Regions from separate parts of the Homo sapiens genome. Here regions 1 and 3 are each linked to region 2. A link is a contact called in ENCODE Hi-C or POLR2A ChIA-PET data. All regions are on one chromosome and are shown on one strand. The core of a region is the stretch at or near the end of the contact, and the rest is flanking DNA. Distances in the headings are between cores, read along the strand shown. Region 1 overlaps LOC124901288 (a long non-coding RNA gene). Region 2 holds the start of ZNF184 (zinc finger protein 184). Region 3 holds the start of BTN3A2 (butyrophilin subfamily 3 member A2).

Region 1 (4,365 bases), core at 1,437-3,936, 1.1 Mb before region 2:
GAGTGAGATTCTGTCAAAAAAAAAAAAATATGAAGGTCTGTTTCTTTTCCCATCAGAAACACAGCCAATCTACATTTCCCAGCCTCCCTTGCAATTAGATGTAGCCATGTGGCTGAGATATGGCCAATGAAATGTGGGAAGAAGTCTTGGTTTAGGAAAACTTCTCATGAGTGTTCCTTTCTCTTTCTGTTGGTCAAATGCTGAAGATCCAGTGAAGAACTCCATGATCCTAGAGCCAAAGCCGCTCAATGATCTCTTGGTGATCACTGGTAAGACCAACCAGAAAACCTGCATTAGATGTTGCCTGAGGGGAAAAAAGACATTTATTGAGTTTAAAAACTGAGACTTATGGTTATAGCTGTGTTATAGCAACTCCATTATATAGTAACGCAAGTGTTAAAGCTAATGGTATCACTAGCTATTCATAACTAATATAACAATGCTTTATTTCTCCTTGCTCATTTGTCTCCCATGTTTTAGTGCATAAACTAATCTCATAATTACAGCATTCTCATAAAACACCATGTAATAAGGTAACTAGAATCATTAACACATACATGCTAAACATATGGCAGAAAATAGAATTTTCCAAAATTCTAAAAATTATTACCTCATTTAATAATGCATCATTGTTTCGTAAATTAATTAGGATATCTCCCGCACTTTACTTTCTCACCCTAAAAAACCAAGCTGAGCAGAAATATATAAATAGATAATACTCTTTAGTAAATGCAATACAAGGCTGGGCGTGGTGGCTCACACCTGTAATCCGAGCACTTTGGGAGGCCAAGGCATGCAGATCCCTTGAGCCCAGGAGTTTGAGACCAGCCTGGGCAACTTGGCAAAACCCTATCTTTACAAAAATTAGTAGGGCATGGTGGTGCACACCTGTAGTTCTAGCTACTCAGGAGGCGAGGTAGAAGGATTGCTTGAATCCAGGAGGTCAAGATTGCAGTGAACCAAAATCGTGCCACTGCACTCTAGCCTGGGTGACAAAGTAAGACCCTGTCTCAAAAAGAAAAAGAAAAAAAAGAAAGCTGGGTGCGGTGGCTCATGCCTGTAATCCCAGCACTTTAGGAGACTGAGGTGGGCGGATCATGAGGTCAGGAAATCGAGGCCATCCTGGCTAACATGGTGAAACCCCATCTCTACCAAAAATACAAAAAAAAAAAAATTAACCGGGTGTGGTGGCAAGTGCCTGTAATCCCAGCTACTCAGGAGGCTGAGGCAGGAGAATCACTTGAACCTGGCAGGCGGAGGTTGCAGTGAGCTGAGATCGCGCCATTGCACTCCAGCCTGGGTGACAGAGCGAGACTCCGCCTCAAAAAAAAAAAAAGTAAACGCAATACTACCCTAAAAATGTTATATTAATGTGAACTTCGTTCTAGGTATAATCTTATTTTAGCCTGACTCAGATTTCTTCCCACTCTCATCAAAGCAAAGATGTTTTTTAATTTATTTTTTAAGAAATTAGTAAATTTCAATCCCACATTTATATTTTGTTGAGCTCCTTACTGTCTTGGTCATTCCCAGATGGGTGTGCTGGTAAATGTTTAACAACCAGCTCTTGAGGGAAAGACACTATCTTAGCAAGTAGTGCTTGCAAATTCTCTCACCATAACTGATTCAAACTACAGATGCAGAGTCACTGAATGTGAAGTTGGGAAGAGATGTGCATAACGGGCTCCTGTGAGCCAGTACAAGGGGCTCTATTGTACCACCAAGGTCTAGTCTATAGTTTTCTCAACAGTAATGACACTTAGAAGAAACTAATTGTCTTAGTCTGTTTGTGTTGCTATAAAGGAATAACTGAGGCTGGGTAATCTTAAAGAAAAGAGGTGTATTTGGCTCATGGTTCTGCAGAATGTACAAGAAGTATGGCACCAGCATCTGCTTCTGATGAGGGCCTCAGGAAGCTTCCACTCATGGTGGAAGGTGAAGGGAAGCCAGGATGTGGAGGTCGCATGGTGAGAGAGAGAAAGTGAAAGAGGAGGAGATGCCAGGCTCTTTTTAACAACCAGTTCTGTGAGAACAAAGAGTCAGAACTCACTCCCTCCAGTGAGAATAGCACCAAACTATTCATGAAGCATCTGCCCCCGTGACCCAAACACCTCCCCCAAGGCCCTGCATCCAACATCGGGATCAAATCTCAGCATGAGATTTGGTGGGGTCTAACAAACCATATCCAAACCATAGCACTGACATTTATTAAGCATTTATGTGCCAATAATATTTCTCTGAATTTTTATATGCTGACATATAATATATTCCATCTTTACAATAAGTCTGTGAAGTTGGTGCTGAAAACATAAAAAATTGCCCAACATCTAGAAGCTAAAAGCTAGGACAATTGAACACACACAATTTTTACACACAAAAAAATTGTTTTTGTTTATCTTGTTGCATGGTATAAACAATGATCAGACAAGGCCGTTGTGTTACCTGAGATGGAACAAGATGAAGACAAGATCACTCCGTAACTATGTATGACACAGGAAAGAAATAAGGACACTCTACATCCATAAAAAAAAGTAAACACCCCTTTTGCAGGATAGTAGAGTGACTATGATTTCTTACCAATGACATCCCCAGCCCCACTTGAATTCTTCTCCTGCCTCCTAGATAAAAATTCAAAAAAGTGACTCACACTGTTACTGAATTGCTCCACTTCCTGACCACACCCAGTCCAGAGCTGATATTTGATTCCCTTACACTCTCCTTAGAATAGTAAGCTTCTCCAAACTCCCCCTTACCTAGATGCCTTACTGTTCCACTAGTGTTCATTCTCTCTTGCTGTAGCAAGTTTAATAAACCTAGCTTTGTTTGACCACAGGTGTGTTCCTAGAGGTCTTTGGTAGCAGACTTTAACAGTGTCAGTAGTTTCATTTTACAGAAAAGAAAATTAAAGTTTAAACTGAAGAGTTAGGGAGCCTGTTGTTTGAGATAAGATTTCATATAAGAGATCACTTTACCTTCCTGCAAGGAGCAGATGATCTAGGCTGAACTTATAAGACATTGTCACAAACAGCAAAATGAACTGGCTGCCAAGATAAGGATTCACAGATGGGTAACCCAGAGATTAGCCACAACAGGAAGCTATTATCACCCCTGAGGATGGAGGGGCAGTGGGAAGAGGCCATGTTAGAGCCCAGAGTGGGAGGTAGAAGGGTGACAGTGGTCTGCAGAAAATGACCATCAGGAGCTAGAATTCCAAAGGGAGAATCTCAGACCTTGGAATGGATGCAGCTATTGCAGGCAATGCTACAGGAAGCAGAAAGAAAGAATATCCTGGCCTCAGGGTTCCTCTTGAATTCCAACCTTTTGTCATTCTCCCATTGGCTAATCCTACCCAGAAGCCAGAAGGCAAGGATGTTCAAAGCAGAAGAAGGATGGGGAATGAATCTGACAACAAAAAGTCAACCTGATTTACAAGACAACTTGATTGACACCTCCCAATTATGATCAAAGTATTAAATCTACTGAAAACGTTTTAATGAGGTCGGGAGCATGCCTGTAATCCCTGCACTTCAGGAGGCCAAAGTGGGTGGATAACTTGAGGTCAGGAGTTCAAGACCATCCTGGCCAACATGGTAAAACCCCATCTCTACTAAAAATACAAAAATTAGCCAGACATGGTGGCACGTACCTATAGTCCCAGCTACTTTGGAGGCTGAGGCACAAGAATCACTTGAACCCAGGAGGTGGAGGCTGCAGTGAGCCAAGATCATGCCATTGCTCTGCAGCCTGTGCAACAGAGGGAGACTCAGTCTCAAAAATAATAATAATAATAATAATAAATTCATAGTAATAAAAATGTTTTAATGAATGTATAAATGAGTCTTCTCATTGGAGTTTGCTCTTTGAACTAATTGCTTCTAATATGCAGTTTCTAATCATAAGAACTCCAATATAACATAGGGTTATATTTAATATGTATTTATAGAAGTGCCTAAGTTTTATAGCATAAAAATCACAGGGAACAACAAATTACAAATATTCAATTTTAAAAAGTTTTCTTTTCTTTTCTTTTTTTAGACTGAGTCTTGCTTTGTTGCCCAGGCTGGAGTGCAGTGGCACAATCTCTGCTCACTGCAGCCTCCGCCTCCTGGGTTCAAGCAATTCTCCTGCCTCAGCCTACTGAGTAGCTGGGATTACAGGCGCACACCACCTCGCCCAGATAATTTTTGTATTTTTAGTAAAGATGGGGTTTCACCATGTTGGCCAGGCTGGTCTTAAACTCCTGACCTAGTGATCCACCCACCTCAGCCTCCCAAAGTGCTGGGATTACAGGTGTGAGCCACCATGCCCAACCAAAATGTTTTCTTTTCTAAGACATAATTATCAAGTATATAAAACATTCCATAT
Region 2 (4,756 bases), core at 1,230-3,729:
CTTTAGGAAAACAGAATCAAGAGAAATGTCTCAGGTAAGATGCTTTTTATTCCAAATAACAGCAACCAACAGAACCAAAAACAGCAACAGTTACAGAAACCAACTGTGTGCTTGGCACATAGTAAATGCTCAGTATGTGCTACAAAAGTTATGATTACAAGGAACAGAGGCTCAGTAAAGTTAATCCTAATGATAAAATTGTGAGAAATCCACAAAATAAAGAAAATACAAAGGCTTTTAATGAAACTACTTTGGCTGATTTAATTCTGAGAAACTTAGAATATATATATAAAAAAATCCACTGTAAAAAAGACTTGAAGTACAAAAAATTGAAGAAAAGTATGGACCAAACCTACATTATTCACATGACTAATATGAATAATGTTAAGACTTCTAATGATATTATCTTTAACAAAGGCAAAAAAAGGACTGCATGATAATAGTTAGGTCAAACCAAACTTGATTGCACAGCCATACCTAAAGAATGTAAAGACAACACCAATGCAGAGAGAACTCCATAGGGACATGTCATAAGCCTCTATCCTTACCCTGATCTGTTCAATGACAGGTAGGAAGAAATAGAAGGAATATTCATCAAATCCGCTAGTGGCATTAAGTTAGAAAGGACAGTTAAGGCACTGAATAACTAAATTAGGATTCATAATCATTCTGAAAGCCTAAAACATGTGACCAAAAAATTGAACAGTCATAAATGTAAGTCATGACATTAAGGATAATAATAATTCCATTACACAAAAATGGTGTAAATCTAGATCACTGCAGTTTATGTAAAAAAGATCTAAAGTTTACAGTACATCACTGATAGTTTTTAAAGCAAATGTGATCTAATGCCAAACAGCGGAAGTATAATCCGAGTCAAAGGAAGTAGTACATTATCCTCTCAGGTACTTTTCAAAGCACATCCAAAGAGCTATGTTTACCATTAGGCACTGCATTTTAAGAAAAATGCTGACAAGCAGGAGAGTTTTCAGAGAAAGGTCTAGATACATCACATAGACCAATCAAAAGAAGTGAGGCTATATTGCTTAGAAAAGAATTTATGAGGAGGAGTTGTAACAGCTGAATTCACATATCTTAAGGGCAGCAGTGTGAAAGAAAGAACAGACAGTTTCCTTTTCTTTGGAGGACTAAGAACTAAGATCAACACAAAAGTTACAGGGACAAGTACATCTGTTTAATATAAGAAACTAAAAAAGAAAGCCAACAAGGGAATAGTCTGCACCCAAAATGGCGAGTTTAATGCCACACTAGTTCGGGCATAGGGTTGACAGACAGCCGTCTGCCAAGGAGATTTCAAAACTGACTCTTTCATTGAAGGGATAATTGCCAAGATGTCTTCTGACTTCAAGATTATAATTTTAATATTTAATATTCAGAAGTCATGTGGGGATCACAGATATTCTGAATGATTATGTCTTTTCATTCCCCAATGGAACGAAAGAAAAAAATAAACTCCTCTCCCAAGTATCTCTCTATAAAACAGAATCTCTCCCTACAATGTAATTCGGTTTCTTTGCTAATCCCTAAGCATACCGTTCCTTCCTTCCAAATCTCCTGCTCTGATCTCAAGTATTTGATACTCCAGTCATGACTGTTCTCAAGCCTCCATCACCCCGCTCTCCCCCAAGTCGACCCCACTACCTTCCATCTCAGGAGCTCATCCCGTTCCTCTGGAACTTGAACACCAGGGTTCGCCAGGCAGCGTTCCTTCAGCTGGTATCTCGGTCTAGGACTCAGATGTCTAACTCCCCTTGCAGGGAATCTGCAACACGCTGAGGTTGTCTACCCTAAAAGACACAGGATGGCGTCAGCAGCATACGTCACACAATCACACATCAGAGTCTTGCAAAGTGACCAAGAGGTGCTACACAAGAGAAGTGCCCCAAGAGAGCACTAGAGAGGTGTGTGGCACTCCGATGAACAAAACAGAGTGGAGATCGGGTACGCGGGTTCTGCTTCAGATCCAAAAAACCCTTGGTGCCCACCCTAGAATCTGGCCGGGGCATCCACAGACCTGGTGTGTTCCCTCTGTGCACACTTGTGACTCACACCCCTGCGAGCTCGGATAACACGAAGACACACCTGTTGCAGAGCGTTAAAGCTGGAAGGTGGACAAACAGGGCGGGGCCCGGCACCCGACTTCCCCTTAGGCCAGAACAAAAGAACAAAGCCCTCCAAGGGATCAGGGCGGGACCGCCCCGCACAGAAGGAGGCGAGGTGCGCCCCCTTCGAGGACTCCCCAGCTTTCTCCTGCAGAGGCCTCTAAGCGCGAAATCAGAAGGGTGACGTCACGAGTCCGGAGGGCTGGCTGTTGCCATGGTGATACCTGAGCTCCCCTCCCCCTATAGCGATCCACACACTCTGATCCCGGGTCCGGAAGCGCATTGACCGCCACCAGACCTAACGCAGGGAGCCGAAGCAACTGGACTTCCAGCGCGCCAACCTCTTTCCACGCCTACAACCGGCTTCAACGGTCACTTCCGGTCGTTACGAGCGAGCCCCGCCCCGCACGCCGGCGCCGGGCGGGCACACTGGACCAGCGTTCCCAGAACACTCCGCGAAGGTGTTCCTGAACTTCATTTCCCAGAGGCTTTAGCTAACGTGTACTTTCGCCCTGCGATGGGCCGCACATTTTCGCCGCCAGTCTTTTGCTCCTGTTTCAGGTATGCGTGTGCATTGTAAACTTGTCTGACTGAACTGATTATAAGAAATGCACGTCTACTGACCGAGCGCAGTGGCTCACGTCTGTAATCTGAGCACTTTGGGAGGCCGAGGTGGGTGGATCACTAGGTCAGGAGTTCGAGACTCAGCCTGGCCAATATGGTGACACCCCGTCTCTACTAAAAATACAAAAATTAGCCGGGCGTGGTGGCGCGCGCCTGTAGCTACTCAGGAGGCAGAGGCAGAAGAATCGCTTGAACCCGGGAGGAAGAGGTTGCAGTCAGCCGAGATCGCGCCACTGCACTCCAGCCTGGGCGGCAGAGCGAGACTCCGTCTCAAAAAAACAAAACAACAAAAAAAAAAAAAAGAAAGAAAGAAAAGAAAAAAAAGAAATACACGTCTACACACAGTTTTAAAACGCAAACAATCGTTACCTTTATTACATGTTCTACCTTCTATTTTCTGTTCTACTCTTTTGTCGTTTTGAAAATACTGGTAGTTACCCATTAAAATTGTTTTCACGACTCTCAAATGAGTGGCGACCAACTTTTTTTTTTTTTTTTTTTTTTTTGAGACGGAATCTAGCTCTGTTGCTCAGGCTGGAGTGCAATGGCGCGATCTCGGCTCGCTGCAACCTCCACCTCCCGGGTTCAAGCGATTCTCCTGCCTCAGCCTCCCGAGTAGCTGGGATTACAGGCATGCACCACCATCCCCGGCTAATTTTTGTATTTTTAGTAGAGACGAGGGGGTCACCATGTTGGCCAGGCTGGTCTCGAACTCCTGACCTCAAGTGATCCGCCCGCCTCGGCCTCCCAAAGTGCTGGGATTGCAGGCGTGAGCCACTGCGCCCGGCCCCAACATGTTTTTCTAATGCTTAAGGAAACCCGGAGATAATATTCCCATGTTTTGCCACTTAGTAAAGCATTTTATATGCCTGTGTCAGCGAGCACATAGCTGCAAGTGTAGCCCATGGCCAGTCTGTCACTGTGTCCTTGGCAGAAAAAAAGAATCCAACAAATCGGTAGGTTTTTATATTTAAGACATGGCACTTGCATTTTATTATGCTGGCGTGCATCCCCAGCATTTGGATAAGGGGCCAAGGTCAAGTCTCTCAGACTGTTGGCTGACAAACATTAAACCTGGAAATCCTAACAGAGTGTATGAAAAACAATTACAGTCAAGGGAACATGATAGAGAAAGCTTCGGTCATCTTAGAGAATGCATATATTGCCATGAAGAGAACATTGGTTTAAAAAAAAATGTTCAAGAGAATGAAAAGACAAGTCACAGACTGGGAGAAAATACTTGCAAAGTACATATCTGATAAAGAACTGATATCCAAAATATATAAGAACTCTTAAAACTCAACAATAAGGAGACAAACCGATTAAAAAAATAGGCCAAAGACCCTAACAGATGTCACCAAAGAAGATATGCAGATGGAAAATAAGCATATGAAAAGATGCTCCACATATGTCCTCAGTGAAATGCAAATTAAAACAATGGGATGCCACTATACACCTGTCAAAATGGCCAAAATCCAGAACCCTGACAATACCAAATGCTGACAAGGATGTGGAGCACAGGAACTTTCATTCATTGCTGGTGGGAATGCAAAATATTAGAGTTACGTTGGAGGACAGTTTGACAATTTCTTACAAAACTAAACATACTCTTACCATATGATCTAGTAATTGTGTTCCTTGGTATTTATGCAAAGGAGTTGAAAATGTATGTCCACACAAAACGTGCCCAAGAATGTTTATAGCAGCTTTGTTCATGATAGGCAAAACTTGGAAGCAGCCAGATGTCCTTCAGTACATGAATGAATACATAAACTATGGTACATTCAGACAATGGAACATTCAGTAAGGAAAAGAAATGAGCTATCAAGCTACCAAAAAGGAAGAACAGAAGAATATTAAGTGCGTATTGGTGAGTGAAAGAAGTCAATCTGGAAAAGGCTATATACTGTATAATTCCATCTACATAACATTCCTGAAAAGGCTAATCTATGGAAACAGCAAAGATTGGTGGTTGCCAGGGGCTTAGGGGGAGGGAAAAAGGGAAGAAT
Region 3 (4,378 bases), core at 1,433-3,932, 1.1 Mb before region 2:
CTGAAAACGCAAAAAATAAAAGATAAAAAATTAGCCCAGCGTGGTGGCACACACCTATAATCCCCGCTACTTGGTAGGCTGAGGCACAAGAATTGCTAGAACCCAGGAAGTGGAGGTTGCAGTGAGCCAAGATTGTGCCACTGCACTCCAGCCTGGGCAACACAGCGAGACTCTGCCTCAAAAATAAATAAATAAATAACAGTACACTTTTATCACTTCAGTTTCTGTGGGTCAGAAGTCCAGGCAGAGCTTAGTGGGCTTCTCTGCTCAGAACTTCACAAAGCAAAAGTATTATTCATGCATGTAAACCTCTAAGCACAATACCAACATCACGGTAGGTTCTATGTGAGTATAAGCTATTATTAAGAATAATAATCAATCCTCTTCCCTCTCCTCCATCCCTAAGGCCTCATCATTTCTTGCCTGGAGTGTCACAGTAGCTTTCTTCCTGGTCTCCTTGTCTTCTACCATCTGATTCTCTAATGAGGACTGGCTATATTGTGTAATCATAGCGTCATCATTCCACAGAATACAATGTAAATGGCACTCTTACTTCCCATCTTCCCTGGCACCTTTCACACTATTGTTTCCAATGTACACATTTTCTCATGCCATTTTTAAAAAAGATTTTCTCTTCACCTTCAAACTAAAACTCCAACTCCACAACAGGCACCAGCTGATACCGAACCTTTCATAATGGAAAATAATGACATTCATAAAGAGTTAATATGTGCAGGTGCTGTGCTAGGTTCTCCCCAAACAACTTAAGAAGCAGGTCACATCCCTACCCATAGCTGAAGAAACAAAGACATTGAGTGAGAAATGAACTTAGGGGTCTCATAGTTTGGAAACTACAAAGTTCAGAGATATGAAGAGTTGGGCTCAGAAACTCCTAATCTGAAGCTTAGCACATTGGCTGCTTCTTTGTGTCAAAGTGACTTGGACCCTCCAGGCAAAGGTGGGATGTTCATTCTTACTAATACGATCTCAAGCAGCACAGCTTCTGATAGAGTCTGAATTTAAAAATAAACAAATGAACAAATAAACAAATATTGATGGATGAATAGGGGTGAACAGCAGGATGGATTTATAATAAAGTAAGAAACTAAAATATTAATTATACAATCTACATGGTAGATATATTGGAATTTACTGAAATTCTTTCACCTTTGCTATATGTTTTAGAAGTTTTATAATAAACTGTTGGGGAGGGGGAAGGGGGAGGGAAAAATTGTGTTTTTCTGTTGATAACAGAGACCAGAAGTACCACTGGCTTAAATAAAACAAGGATTTGTTTTCCTTTCATGAAAAACAAACTTATTTGGAAATTTACCCTGAGTACTAATATATAATAAAATATTTTAAAAGAAAAAATTTTTTAAATAAATTTAGATGGTGACAGTCCAGGGCTGATCTGGCACCTCAGATATGTCATTCATGCCCCAGCCTGCTTCTGACTTCATTCTCTGCTGTCCCAGTGTGTGGCTTCCAACCTCAAGGCTGCCTCATGGTCCCAGGGTGGGCTACTGCACCTCCGGGTCCAAAGTCCATGTTCTAGGCAAGAGGAAGAAGGAAGAAGGGAGAGTGTACCCTCACACTCCCAGCTATTTTGGCCTCCCTTTGAAGGATTTCTGGGAGAAGTACAAGCCCACAACTTTCACCTACAAACCGCTGGCTCCAACTTAGTCCCTTGGCCTGCCCTATCTTCAAGGGGGAAGAGCAGGATGCAGTACCCCAGAAAATTAGGCCTTGTCACTAAGAAGAAGGGGGCATGCACGCTGCAGAAGCAACCAGCCATCTCAAGCAGATACCACACAGCCTAAATTCAAACTGTTGCAATATAATCAAATCCCATCAGCTCCAGTCACATATTAGCTCTAGGAGATTTCTGGCTTGCAGCCCAAAAAAGTGTGTTTTGAGGTCGTAAGCCACAGGGAGAACAAGATTGTCCCATAAACTCCTTACAGAGATGGTGTACAGGAAACGAGCCTTACAGAGACCACAGCCTATGGAGTGTCTAGCTTCAGAGAATATGTACTCCACTGGCAGCGTGAGAAACAAATACCCAAGAAAATACAATATAGCACAAACCAGGAGCTGAGGGTGAATGAAGATGCTCAGAAAGATCTGCAGTAAGAATTTCCTGGGAAAGGTAAAACAATGTCAAGCAGCACTGCCTCTGGAAATCAGAAAAATTATATTATTTGATACCATATCCTAAGCCTAAATGCCAGAAGTTCTTAAAGAGGTGCAGTTTGTCTCATTTTCTTTCCATTCATACCTTTATTAGGCTCTGTAAAAAAGATCCTCCTCTTCTACGTACCTATCTACATGCAAGCAAACTGCCACAGAAGCATCTTAATTAGTGCACATCTTCCTCTCTTTGCACATTAAATTTTTTTACTTTCCTACTCCATTCTGCTAATATTTCTATTACCATGTAAAAGACACGAGACAGGTGAATATAAAGAAATACTTATATACATCCACGCACAAGAATGATTCAAATAGATAAACACAGAAACACAAACACTAAGGGAGGTAGGGCTGGAGTTTTTCCTCAACGTGTACAATTCAATGTACTTTCAGTTTTCATTTCAACGTTCCTCAGTGGTTTCTGCCCAGCAACTGATGAGAAACATCACCTCTGAGCCAATCAAAAAACTAATTCTTCCAAAGAGCGACTCTTACTGTTTCTCATGGTGAGAAGACAATATTTGCTTTCTCTTTTTCCTTTCTTCCGGATGAGAGGCTAAGCCATAATAGAAAGAATGGAGAATTATTGATTGACCGTCTTTATTCTGTGGGCTCTGATTCTCCAATGGGAATACCAAGGGGTAAGTGCAGGAAATTGATTAGAGCCTGGGCTACAACGCATGGGAGGAGCGGGGCTGAATCGCTGAGAGTGGTGAGTGGGCATGCAGGGAGAGTACTCTCCCAGAGAAAGGGGTGCAGTGCCTGTGTGTGTGTGTGTGTGTGTGTGTGTGTGTGTGTGTGTGTGTACATGTGTACATGTGCACACTCGCACATGCACATATGGGCACGTGGGAAGACGGGAGAAGTACTGCAAAGTATAAGGAACTGCAGAGGTTGGGATTTAGTGGAAGGAAAGGGAGACAACATGAATGAAGAAATATTCCAACTGCATGTTCTTAACGTATTGTGGTCAGAAAAGGGCAAACAAACAAACAAACAAAAAACCCTTAAAATCTGTTCTGGCCAACTCAAGGCATCTATTCTGAGAAATTCTGAAGAAGAAGAAGAAAAAAGAGATGTGCCTCATAGATTTATATGTAAATGTGTTTATTACAGAAGTATTTATAATATAGTAAAATCTGAACCAACATACATATTCAACAGGTGGGGAATAGACAAACAATGCATGGTTCAGTCATAAAACATGTTCCATGTAACCATTAGGAATCATAATTTTAATTAAGTGAAATTCTTTATAATTTTAATAACACTGGATCCTTATATTAAACCATTTTTGGTATCTTTTAGGGATAGTACTTGGTTTTCTTTCCATTCATCATTTCCCCAAAACCTAAAGCATGATTTCCCATGGTTACAAGCTACTACATTGTATGAATATATAATTATTGGGAGTCTCTGTGAGCCTACTCTGACTCAGAAAGCCGCTCCTAAAGAAGAAAAAAGAACAAACAAACAAATAAAAAACCCGAATTATTTTTAAAACTCTTTATTTTGGATTTTTCAGTTTCTACATTTTGTTACTGTAGATTTTACTAGATTGAACAGCCTTATCCATAAATATTTGCATCAATCTCTAAATTTTTTTCTTCAACACTAACTTTTATAGTTGGAATTTTGGGGGCAAATAATACAACATTTTAAAGGCACTTGCCATGTGTACATGGCCAAATGCTTCCAGAAACATTTCCACTTCCATTAGCAAAGTATATAACTACAGAGTATTTAAGGTTTTATTCCTTTATATTTTTTTCTTTGGCAAAATTGTCTATAGTAGAAAGAATGAATAATAAATAACCTAAAAAATAAAAGTTCTCCCTCTGAGGACAGCAGAGAAATTTTTAGCTTAGCTTAATAATACCTCCTTCTCCTTAGGAGAATAAAGAGCAGTTTCGAGGAGCAGAAGATGTGGTGAAATATAATGTTTAGTCTGATGGTGGATGCAAGATCCAGGCAGGGGTGGAGCATGACCAGCTGCACAGACCTCTGTTCCCTTGCTTCCTCTACATCTCTCCCCACCTCCATCTGCAGACCTTGTTCTCAGAGGCCATTCCCAGACCCACAGCAGCTGGTATGATGGCTGCAGGCCTCATGCTCCTTTGTTTTGGGAGAAACTGTTGAGGAGTTAGTATTTACTGAGCAGCTAATATGTTCCAGTCACTAT

The links. Hi-C counts contacts between places; a loop is a spot of excess contacts on that map. ChIA-PET counts read pairs that join two places held with the same protein, here RNA polymerase II (POLR2A). Pooled maps may share reads with other maps.
Region 1: a map of OCI-LY7 shows a loop between it and region 2 (7-fold over the local background). The contact joins the enhancer-like site here to the promoter of ZNF184 in region 2. A Hi-C loop is called at or near these places in 8 of 168 maps with a recorded cell type or tissue (CD8-positive, alpha-beta T cell, GM12878, HCT116 and 4 more), 6 of 37 single-sample maps with no recorded cell type and 14 of 50 pooled maps. POLR2A ChIA-PET finds 5 or more read pairs at or near these places in 1 of 52 experiments (HEK293).
Region 3: a loop to region 2 is called in a pooled map, with 4 times the contacts of the local background. The contact joins the promoter of BTN3A2 here to the promoter of ZNF184 in region 2. A Hi-C loop is called at or near these places in 5 of 50 pooled maps.

What each region holds. Positions count from the first base shown.
Region 1 is chr6:26,333,868-26,338,232 of GRCh38, forward strand. All of the region lies in intron 1 of LOC124901288 (a long non-coding RNA gene), which reads left to right. Among named protein-coding and RNA genes, the nearest start is that of TRW-CCA3-2, 4.5 kb to the left of the region's middle. RefSeq lists a cis regulatory region at 2,411-3,089. Within about 2 kb of position 2,687, at least 3 of the 41 ENCODE cell types and tissues checked have a DNase peak (open chromatin) inside an H3K27ac peak, as active enhancers do; they include HCT116 and OCI-LY7, where a contact is called at or near this core.
Region 2 is chr6:27,470,626-27,475,381 of GRCh38, forward strand. It overlaps ZNF184 (zinc finger protein 184), which reads right to left and starts at 2,480. Exons shown (of 6, transcript NM_001318891.2): 1 at 2,104-2,480; 2 at 1,663-1,808. The coding sequence starts at 1,669. LOC105375001 (a long non-coding RNA gene) reads left to right here and starts at 2,499. Exons shown (of 2, transcript XR_926664.4): 1 at 2,499-2,684; 2 at 4,469-4,756. RefSeq lists enhancers at 1,602-1,731, 2,062-2,151, 2,172-2,271, 2,332-2,491.
Region 3 is chr6:26,362,516-26,366,893 of GRCh38, forward strand. It overlaps BTN3A2 (butyrophilin subfamily 3 member A2), which reads left to right and starts at 2,683. Exons shown (of 11, transcript NM_007047.5): 1 at 2,683-2,837. RefSeq lists an enhancer at 2,641-2,690.